2 separate regions of the Homo sapiens genome follow, and region 2 is linked to region 1. Evidence: read pairs that join two places in POLR2A ChIA-PET (ENCODE). Cell type or tissue: PC-3. All regions are shown on one strand. Each heading gives the region's core, and the rest is flanking DNA. Links, peaks and the distances in the headings are about the cores only. Region 1 overlaps SYNPO2 (synaptopodin 2). Region 2 overlaps USP53 (ubiquitin specific peptidase 53).

Region 1 (5,388 bases), core at 54-5,053:
AATTTATTTTATCTCATAACATCGAATGTCCCAGCTAAGGAACATCAAGGAGAAATTTGATGCTTTTCATTCTTTAGAATTTCACTTTGATGCAGATAATGTTGCATTAGTTATTCTTAATTTTACTCTCTTCACTTATTAAAATGCCTAATATGGGCCAGGCATGGTGGCTCACGCCTCTAAATCCCAGCACTTTGGAAGGCTGAGGCAGGAGGATTGCTTGAGCCCAGAAGTTTGAGATCAGCATGGGCAACACAGGCTGATCGACAAAAAATAAAACAAAGTTCCCTGGGTGTGGTGGTGAGTGCCTGTGGTCCCAGATATTTGGGAGGCTATTTGGGAGGATCACTTGAGCCCTGGAGGTTGAGGCTGCAGTGAGGAAAGATCATACCTCTGCACTGCAGCCCACATGAAAAAAAAAAAAAAAGCCTAATGTGAACTCGAATTACTGCTTCTAGATTATTTTCTTCACTTAGTACTGATGCATCTGAAAGTAGAATGAGAATTGTATTGCTATTTAAGTATATTAGCAGTGTTATTACTCTGCTCCATTTTTGTTTTTAAAACATCCATTTTTATAATCACCTACTCTATGTCTAGGTCTTTAACATACCTTTTATATATTCTTCATAACATATAAGATGTGTATAATCATTATAACCTTACAGAAAAGGAAAGGGACTCAGAAATATTCTGTACCATGTGAAGTACTTTAGTTCAGAGTCTGGCAGGTAATAATTCTCAATAAATATTAAAATTATCATTATTTTTCCCAAAGCCACAGAGCTATTGGTTGGGAGAATTTGAGCTCAAATTCAAACATAACAACATGTTTTTGCTAATCTGCACATGTACTGCCTCAATTTTCACACTTGATTTCATGAGCAGGAAAGTTATTTTAGTCCTGTTTATTTGAATAGCTAGAGCAAATATTGCATAAACTATTATTTGCCAGTACTTCTAACATTAATTTATGTGAATGTACACCTGTGTAGCTTGTTGTATTTGTTCTATTTTGGTTTGGTTTTTAGGTTTTAATATTGTACACTGTCATGTTTTTATGAAAACCAATAATTTAGTGTTTTTTTTTTTTCCTGGGGATGGGAAAAAGGTGTTAATGGAGAAGCAAATAAATGTGAAATGAAACAGTTCTGCCCCAGGGAACAGCAGGAAACTTCCCTAAAAGCAGAGGTTCCTAACACAACCTTATACAGCAGGTTGAGCAAAACCTAACTCTAAAAATGGTACTTGCTTTCAACTACAAGACAGGACATTTGGATTCTGTTTAGTTTCCAACTGAAGTTTTGGAAAGTACATCCAGCATTTCCTTTAGAAAAGCTCCAAGGAGTTTCTTTACCTACGAGTTATTCTGAAAAACATTTGTGAAAATGTGGGCTTTTATTTTTATTAATAAATGGCCACAGCTTTCATTTTGGGAGGAATTCAATTGACATTATGATGAGGAGTTTCAGGTCCAGACATCCTGTGTGCCCTTTTCTCTGTAAGCACAGCTGTGAGAGCTACAGGAGCCTCACACTTGGCTTTGCCCAAGCACAGTGCCGGCATCTCTGCGAAGGTTGGTGGCCAAGGAGCCTCCACAGGAAACATGCACCTTCCCCCACCCCAAAGTCATCGAATCGCTTCAGACTTGAGGGTCTCCACATCTTGACAGAAGGCTCAACTTTGATGAAAACTTCTCTGGAAGAACACTCAACTGGTACTTATGGTGACCAAGCAGGTCTTACAGTTCCCTTCCTCAGTTAAAACAACAAAAAAAGAACAAGGTGGTCACACATAAAACAAGAGTCATTGAATTAGGCCAGAGCTAGGCTTTGGAAATTGAATTTAAAGGCCTGGAACTAGGGATCTTAACTGCATACTTTAATGTTTAAACACAGGGCAGTTGACTTGGGAAAGCATCTGAGCTTGGTTCCGGCTGCACTCAGCTGCTTTAGCCTGCTGCCCTTGCCAGAAGACCCTGAATACATTTGAAAGCATCAGGCCCTGGCTCATGATTATGCCTGTGGGATGTTGTGCCCATAGCTTGAGAGGAGGTGTTCATCTTCTGGGGGAGTAAACAGCATGTGAAGAGGTTTCTGGAGTGTAACTGGGAATAGCTAAGGCTTTGGCAAGCTTAAGACTGAGTGAGAGTCAGAGCCTGAAACTGTGACTCAAATTGGCATATGATTCTGAACTTGTTTGCACCATTCTCTAATTGTTTCATGTGTGATCATATCTCCCTAGCAAGCCTGAGGGCATCTGAAGACAGAGAGCATGCTATTTTTGATTTCCCAAAAGAATCTGACAGAGTCACGGACTCGTTTTATTGACTGACAGTCAGTGCTAGCAGTGACTTCAGCTGCAAGTAAAAAAACAGTTTGTGTTCTGAGTAATAAAGGAATGTGTCATATAGTCATGCTTCCATGGAATATCATTGATTCATCATGATAGAAATATCCTGTGAAGCAAACATAAGCCAAATGCACACAGTAACTGGGAATCTTGTGGCACAGACAGAAGAAATAAGTGGATGTACTAAGAGTTAGGGACTTGGTGGAGGAGGCCTAACTTGTGTTCACGCAGGGACACAGACAGAAGCTCTCCAAGGAGACAACACCAAGAGTCCCTGAGAGTAAGCCCTGAGGCTGCAAAGACCCCCGTCCATCAGTAGACCGATCCACTTCACTCATTCATGTACTCTCTAATTCAGATGTTAAATCTTTCATGAATACAGAGATGAATATACATGGCCTCTGCCCCTAAAGGTGAGACATATTTGTAAACAGATACATTAAAACATCAAGCATAATCCCATATGGCAGAGTGATTTAATGAGAAGACGGAAATGGGGCTGGCTTTGCATACAGGTTTTGTGATCTATTATTGGCTGTATGACTTGGATTTTTTTTTAGCCTGTTTTCTCCTCTGCAAGTATGGGTAATAATACCTATCATATTGGATTATTGAAAGAATGAAGGGAGAAACACATAGAACTGACAGCTCACATGGTGCACAGGATGGACCCTCAGGAAATGTTCTATTCCTTTCTCTCACAAAGAAACGTGCAGTGCTGTGGTTGCTCAGAGGCAAGAGCAATGGCTGCCTGAGAAAAGGAGGAGAGACTTCTCCCAGGAAATACATCTTTGCTTGACCCTGAAGAATCAATAAGTCCCTTATTGAATTATTTATTCCGCAGATGTTTACAGAGCACTATTATACACCAAATATTGTGCCAGATGCTGGGGATAAGATGGTGAACAAAACAGACATGGTCCTTGTTCTCATGGATCTTACCTTCCAGACAGAGTGACAGACCAGACCAAACAAATAGACCCAGCAATTCTGAGCAGGGAGGCTAAGCTGGATAATTGGTTTTTGTTTGTTTGTTTGTTTTTGAGACAGAATCTCGCTCGGTCGCCCAGGCAGGAGTGCAGTGGCGCAATCTCAGCTAACTGCAATCTCTGCCTCCCGGGTTCAAGCGATGCTCGTGCCTCAGCCTCCTGAGTAGCTGGGACTACAGGTGCGTGCCACCATACCCCACTAATTTTTGTATTCTTAGTAGAGATGGGGTTTTACCATGTTGCCCAGGCTGGTCTCTGTTTTCCTGACCTCAAGTTATCTGCCCGCCTCGGCCTCCCAAAGTGCTGGGATTACAGGTGTGAGCCACCATGCCCGGCCTAAGCTGGATAATTGTAACCCTCAAATGCATTCAGGGGCTTCCGGCAAGAGCACCAGGTGAAAGCAGCTCCACATGCAGCCTGAACTGGGCCAACAGGCCCTTCCAAGTCAACTCCTTTGGGTTTAAACATAAAATTGTGCAGCTAATACCATCAGTTCCAGGACTTTAAATTCAACTTCCCGGGCCTAGTTCTGGCCTAATTAAATGACTCTTTTTAGTGCGTGACCACTTTTTATTTATTTTTTATTATTTTTTGAGACGGAGTCTTGCTCTGTCACCCAGGCTGGAGTGTAGTGGGGCCATCTTGACTCACTGCAACCTCTGCTTCCCAGGTTCAAGCAATTCTCCTGCCTCAGCCTCCTGAGTAGCTGCGATTACAGGCACGCACCACCGCACCTGGCTAATTTTTGTATTTTTAGTAGAGACAGGGTTTCGCCATGTTGGACAGGCTGGTCTTGAACTCCTGACCTCAGGTGATCCACCCGCCTCAGCCTCCCAAAGTGTTGGGATTACAGGCATGAGCCACCGCACCCGGCCTGTTTTTGTTTTTTTAATTAAGGAAAGGAACTGCATGACCTACTGCTCATTATAACTACCAGTGGAATGCTCTTCAAGAGAAGTTTCCATCAAAGTTGAGCCTTCTATCAAAGTCTAAGATTGAAGTGATTAGACTTTGGGAGACAGAGCAGGGGTGGGGGAGAAGAAGAGAAAGAAGAAAGAGGTATATGTTGCCTATTGAAGCTCCTTAGGCACTGACTTTTGCAGAGATGCCTGAATGGTGCTTGGGGCAGAGCCAAGTAGAGACTCCTGTAGTTCTAACAATTGTACTTAGAGGGAAAGGGGCTGGGAGGACTTCTGGCCTCATATCATCAAAGAATCAATGGGTAAGAAACAGCAGGCAATGCAAAGGGTGAGAGGAGGAGCATTGTAAGCAGAAACAGTACATAGAAATGCCCCGAAGCAGAGAAGTGCTTGGCTGAGGAAGTGAAAGTATAGAATAAAACGGGGAGAGGATAGTGCTTAATGGAGTTCGACTGGAAAGGATTCAGGGGAGTTCATTCCAGAGTGAACAGCATGTGCAAAGGTGTAGAGTCTTAAAAGAGTCTGACACGGTCTAAGAATAGGGAGAACTTCATTGTGGCCTCACTTTAGCCTGGAGGAAAAAGAGGGCGGCAGGAGATGGTGCTAGGGAGGTAGGTGGAGGTCAGATTGTGGGGGATCTTGCTTGTATGATAAGTGAAGACATTTACATTTTGTTCTGTTTATAGGCAAGACTCTACACAGGTTTTTTATGTGGAAGGGTGGATGCATGATTTGATTATGGTAGTGTAGAGGATGGATTAAAAGTGAAGAGATTGGAGGGGAGTTCAAACACCAGGCTGCTGAAACAGTCTGAGGAAGGACTGAAATAAAACTGTGACAAAGAGGACTGGATTCAAGGGACAATCCTGAAGTAGAAGCAACATGATGTAAGAAATAATGGAGTGAGGGTGTGATGAATCAAGGATGACAATGAGGTTTCCAATTTCGGAAGCACACATTCCAGGAGCCATCACAGTGATGGTGCCATCACTTGTCAGGTAGCCTCTGGAAAGCTCCCCTGTATACTCATAAAAGTGAAAGTGACAATGCCTTATTATTATTAGGAAATAGTTTTGACCCCAAAGACCCTCTGAAAGAATCTCAGGGATGCCTCCAAGGTCCTTGGT
Region 2 (5,388 bases), core at 279-5,278, 270 kb after region 1:
ATCTAAACTGACAATATTTTTCATGTGTAATTTATTAAAGTTTTAAGTTCATAGGCCAGATTTGGGATTGCTTCTTTTTTTGTAGCAATGAGGTTGAAAGAATGTTGGAAAGGCATGAACGCTTTAAACCTGAAATGTTTGCAGAATTGCTACAAGCAGCAAATACAACAGATGACTATAGGAAATGTCCTGTAAGTATAGTTTGGAGAATATTAGTATGCTTCTTGTTTTGTAGATTTGAAAATAGGCATTCAGATATTATCATGTAAATATTGATTCTATATCTAGAATTAGCTTTAAGAATTTTTAAAAAATATTATTTTAGATTATACCATGTGTATCATTTATCTTAGCATAAATTGTTTAAAAACTCCTAAGTTTGTGAAGCATATATTGATTAAATTTTTTCAAAGTTCTGAAATTTATCATTTGATTACAGAGAAAGTTTCTTTTCAGTAAACTTGATGAATGATGAATGATACTCTTTTCTCATCTAATATATTTGTTACTGACTTCAAGAGTTTTATTTCTGCTTTTTTTTAGGTTGAATTCTTACTTTAACAGATTTACAAAATTATCAAAGAATACTTTTATTTAAAATAAACTTCTTTTTTAATCAATAATTAAGACAAACAGCTTGTTAGAAGTCAATTTTTAGTATACTGAATAAATTGCAGATATGTGTTAAAATTGTCATTATATAATGCAAACTGTGTAAGGCTGCCTGGTTTATCTGTTTTCATAATTTTAAAACTTTTATGTTTTTCTGTAGAGTAACTGTGGCCAAAAAATAAAAATTCGCCGTGTTTTAATGAATTGCCCAGAGATTGTTACAATTGGTTTAGTCTGGGACTCCGAGCATTCTGACTTGACCGAAGCTGTTGTTCGGAATCTAGCAACACATCTTTATCTTCCTGGGGTATCTTATCTATTTTCATTCCCTTCCCTTTTATTTTCAAATTCTTCTAAAACATCATCCTGATGTTTTATCTGATAACGACAAGTTTAATCAAATCAGGCTAACTGGAATGCCTTTACTACATAGACTAGGAATGGCTTTCAATTACAAACTAAACTGTCTCATGGCTTTTGCTTCTTTCACTCTAAAATCATGATGATTGATGATTTTTTATGTATGGCCATGATTGTAAATATAAATATTGTTAACTTAGAAAGGTTTAATATTTAAAATTCATCTAAAGCACTGATCTCTCTCTTTTTTTTTTTTTTTTTTTTTTTTTTTGCGGCAGAGTCTTGCTCTGTCACTCAGGCTGCAGTGCAGTGGTGCAATCTTGGCTCACTACAACCTCTGCCTCCCAGGCTCAAGCAATTTTCATGCTTCAGCCTCCCTAGTAGCTGGGATTACAGGCATGCACCACCATACCCAGCTAATTTTTTGTATTTTTAGTAGAGATGGGTTTCACCATGTTAGCCAGGCTGCTCTCGAACTCCTGGCCTCAAGTAGATCCACCTGCCTTGGCTTCCCAAAGTGCTGGGATTACAGGCGTGAGCCACCACACCCCGCCATGATCTCTTGTTATGCTTGTTACTTTCTTGGTATATTTTGATTTGGTTCATGTTACAATTAAAGTTTTGGATAATTATCTTTTAGATAATATGTTTAATGAACATTCAAATATGTGATTCAGTCAAGAATTACCAGAAATGTGGAATTTATCTCATATTTTGAATTTCTTTATGAAAAGTGTCAGTCATGTGTCATTAGAGATACTCTATTATTGCTAAACTAATTTGTAGTGAATTCGTTTTATTGGACTTAAAGTTTTATGAATGAATTAAAAGTGGTAATTCTGTTAACAATGTGATGTCAGTGGTGCCTTCAAGTAATAATATAATATTAGATTGGGGCAGTATGCATGAGAAATATTTCATTATGTGTCAAAGACATGATTCATCTAATTATTCCTCATTTTACAAAAGATGTAGTGTTAAGTGTACATTACCAATTTTTTTAAACAGCTTTTTTATAGAGTTACTGATGAAAATGCCAAAAATAGTGAACTTAACCTTGTTGGTATGATCTGCTACACCAGCCAACATTATTGTGCCTTTGCATTTCACACCAAAAGTTCCAAATGGGTATTTTTTGATGATGCAAATGTGAAAGAGGTAAGTGACACTTTCTTTAATTGAAATAATTACTGTGATTTTTACTTTTTGTTAATAAATGATATATTGATATTAATATTCAAAAGGATGATATAATTAATATGTAAAATAGTAATAAATGAACATGATGATAGCATCAGTAAGTTCAAACTTTCTTTTGTTATTCTTGAAATTGGCTTATTTTGAAGCCAGCTTTTAAACCAGTCCATTTCCAGAATAATAATAAGTAAACTAATGAATATTAGTATACAAATATGTAACTATCAGTGATCTGTGTGTCAGTGATGATCCTTTTTGCCTGACGCATACTTGCTATATTTACTTTTTTGTGGATGATTCACAGTAGTTTTGTATAACTAGTGATGAAAATATGCTTGCCTTTATTTTTATTATGACAATTTTTTTCAAATTTTGTGTGTAGAATACAGAAATAGATATATCAGTTATATCTTTTGGTAATTACAGTTGACCCTTGAACAACATAGGAGTGCCAAGCCCTCTGTGCAGTTGAAAACCCACATACCACTTTCGACTCCCTCAAAACTTAACTGCCAACAGCCTACTATTGACAGGCAGCCTTACCAAAAACATAAACAGTCAATTAACACATATTCTGTATGTTCTATATATTATATACTGTACTCTTACAGTAAAGTAAGCAAGAAAAAAAGTTACTTAGAAAATTATAAGCAAAAGAAAATATATTTACCACTCACTAAGTGGAAATGGATCATCATAAAGGTCTTCATCCTTGCTGTCTTCACGCTGAGTAGACTGAAGAGGAGGAAAAGGAAGATTGCTTTTGCTGTCTTGGGTGACAGAGGCAGAAGAAAATTCACATATAAGTGAACCTGTGCAGTTCAAACCTGTGTTGTTCAAGGGCCAACTGTAATTTGTTTACTCAAATAGTAATAATATTGTCTAGAAAAGTAGTGAATAGTAGTTCTTAATAAGGAGTATTGGAATCACGAGGAGCTTTTAAAAAAACATATATTCCTGGATTCCTAAAGTTTTGATTCAGTGGTGTAAAGCCAGGTATCTGAAATTTTAAGTTCTACAGGAAATTCAGACATAACACAGTTGAAAATTATTGGTCTTGTCAAGGCTTACTGGCTTTGGCAATCTTTATTAAGTAGTAAACTCATTTAAAAATACAAGTTCTTTGGTTGTTATAAGCAAATGATGTAGAATTCTATTTAGTTCCATTTTATTAATATATAACAAAAGGCCATTTATCAGCACTGTGATTAAGACAATACAAATTCAAATGTTTGGTATTTAGTGGACTTCTGATTCTACCCATGAAGGATTAACTGCTATAGAAATAGCCATTTCACTGTTTAAAACTAGGACATAGGTGAAACAACTCAAGACATTGAACAACATGCAGTTGAACAGAGAAAAGGGAAACAAATGAGTTCAGCTCTATAATTACCCCCTGCTTACTGCCTAGAGGTAGTTTCTGGGTTGCAGTGCAGGCAGTGGGAGCCCAAACAAAGCCTAGTAGTGTCACTGAGTTCTGGAGACTGAAACTGGAGTTCAGGGAGGCCTAGATGGCTAAAATTTGCAGGACAGAATACTAGAAAGAAAACTGTACAGGGAAAAAGTTCTGGAAATTGACAGAAGGGTTCCTTGGAATTTTTGGCTAAATTGTGATTTGTGCATGTGAGGGGTGAACCCACACAAGTTTGGGGTTAGTTGGGAAAGATGGGAAGCATCACTGGAAAACAAAAGGTAAAACAATTCTCAAAAATCATACAAGGTTAGTAATAGTTTGTATCCCCACCATAAAGAGTGGAGAGATGATATAACATGTAGGCATTAGCTGGAACCTTCAGAAAAGTATTACCTTGATAATGGGGCTAAGTTATTCCTAGGCTGAAGGTTGCTCTGGACCTGATATTAAAAAGCTTAAAACAAGGCCGGGCTGGTCACGGGGGCTCATGCCTATAATCCCAGCACTTTGGGAGGCCAAAGTGGGCAGATCACGAGGTCAAGAGATCAAGAGCATCCTGCCCAACATGGTGAAACCCCGTCTCTTCTAAAAATACAAAATTTAGCATAGTGGCACCCACCTGTAGTCCCAGCTACTCAGGAGGCTGAGGCAGGAGAATTGCTTGAACCTAGGAGGCAGAGGTTGCAGTGAGCCGAGATCGCGCCACTGCACTTCAGCCTGGTGACAGAGTGAGACTCCGTCTCAAAACAAACAAACAAAAAAAGCTTAAAGTCTTGAAAGTTCAAAGCTAATCCCACTTTTAAAATAACAGAACAAAATTCAATACCCAAGACTACAAAGTTCAATGAAATTCAATATGCCACTTCAAAATAGCATTCAATAAAAAATTACCAAATATTCAAAGAACCTGAAGAAAAATTAATAAAAACAGACCAGAAATGACTGAGATGGGACTATCAGGGGAGGATAGTAAAACTACTATTTATATATAGGGATTTCTTAGATAACATTTAATAAGCATGAACCATAAAAATAGCTGGTAAATTAGACTTCATTGAAAGTTAAAATTTTTGTTCTTCAGTAAGATACTATTAGGAGAATAAAATGACAAACCGTATACTGAGAGAAAATATTTGTGAAGCATTTATCTAATAAAGACTGTATCCAGAATATTGAAAGAACTCTTAAAATCCAATTAAAAAATCAGCAAAAAATGTTGACAGTTCACCAATGAATATACATGAATGGCCCTTGAAATGATATTCAGTACATCATTAGCCACAATGGAAATACAAATTTAATTCATAATGAGATTCTAGTACTCATCTGTTGTAATGGCCAAAATTAAAAAGACCAGTAGTTGGTGAGGATAGGAACAGCTGGATCTCTCACACAAGGTTGATGGAACCACAAAATTGAACATTCACTTTCAAAACTGTCAGTTTCTTATAAATTTAAACATATATTTTCCATATAACCCAGCAAATCCACTCCTGTGAAAATGTAAGTCCATGTAAAACGTGTACTTGAATGTTCATGGTAGTTTTCATAATGCCCAAACTAGAAATGACTCAAATGTCAGCAATTGGTGAATGGATGAACAAATTGTGGTATAGCTATACAGTGGAATATAATACTCAGCAAGAAGGACTGAACTATTGAACTGACACATGCAATAATGTGAAAAAATCTCAGAAGCATTATGCTAAGAAGTGAGATATAAATGACTACATGCTATGATTCCATTTATATGAAATTCTAGAAGGAAAAACAAAGGTGTGGAGGGTAGATCACTCATTTCC

Evidence for each region. ChIA-PET counts read pairs that join two places held together with the same protein. Peaks named below come from ENCODE experiments on the same cell type or tissue, not always from the same donor. Only the 100,000 strongest peaks of a DNase experiment are listed, where the experiment ranks them.
Region 2: POLR2A ChIA-PET joins it to region 1 with 6 read pairs; 2 of 35 experiments call an interaction of 5 or more read pairs at or near these places.

What each region holds. Positions count from the first base shown.
Region 1 is chr4:118,987,232-118,992,619 of GRCh38, forward strand. The region is part of intron 1 of SYNPO2 (synaptopodin 2); the gene reads left to right. Among named protein-coding and RNA genes, the nearest start is that of SYNPO2-AS1, 5.2 kb to the left of the region's middle. In PC-3, for the core only: no CTCF peak of the experiment used is centred there; a DNase peak (open chromatin) is centred at 2,310; H3K27ac peaks cover 3,409 bases.
Region 2 is chr4:119,259,735-119,265,122 of GRCh38, forward strand. USP53 (ubiquitin specific peptidase 53) reads left to right here. Exons shown (of 19, transcript NM_001371395.1): 10 at 86-191; 11 at 773-919; 12 at 1,981-2,130. Among named protein-coding and RNA genes, the nearest start is that of ARLN, 38 kb to the right of the region's middle. In PC-3, for the core only: no CTCF peak of the experiment used is centred there; no DNase peak of the experiment used is centred there; H3K27ac peaks cover 543 bases.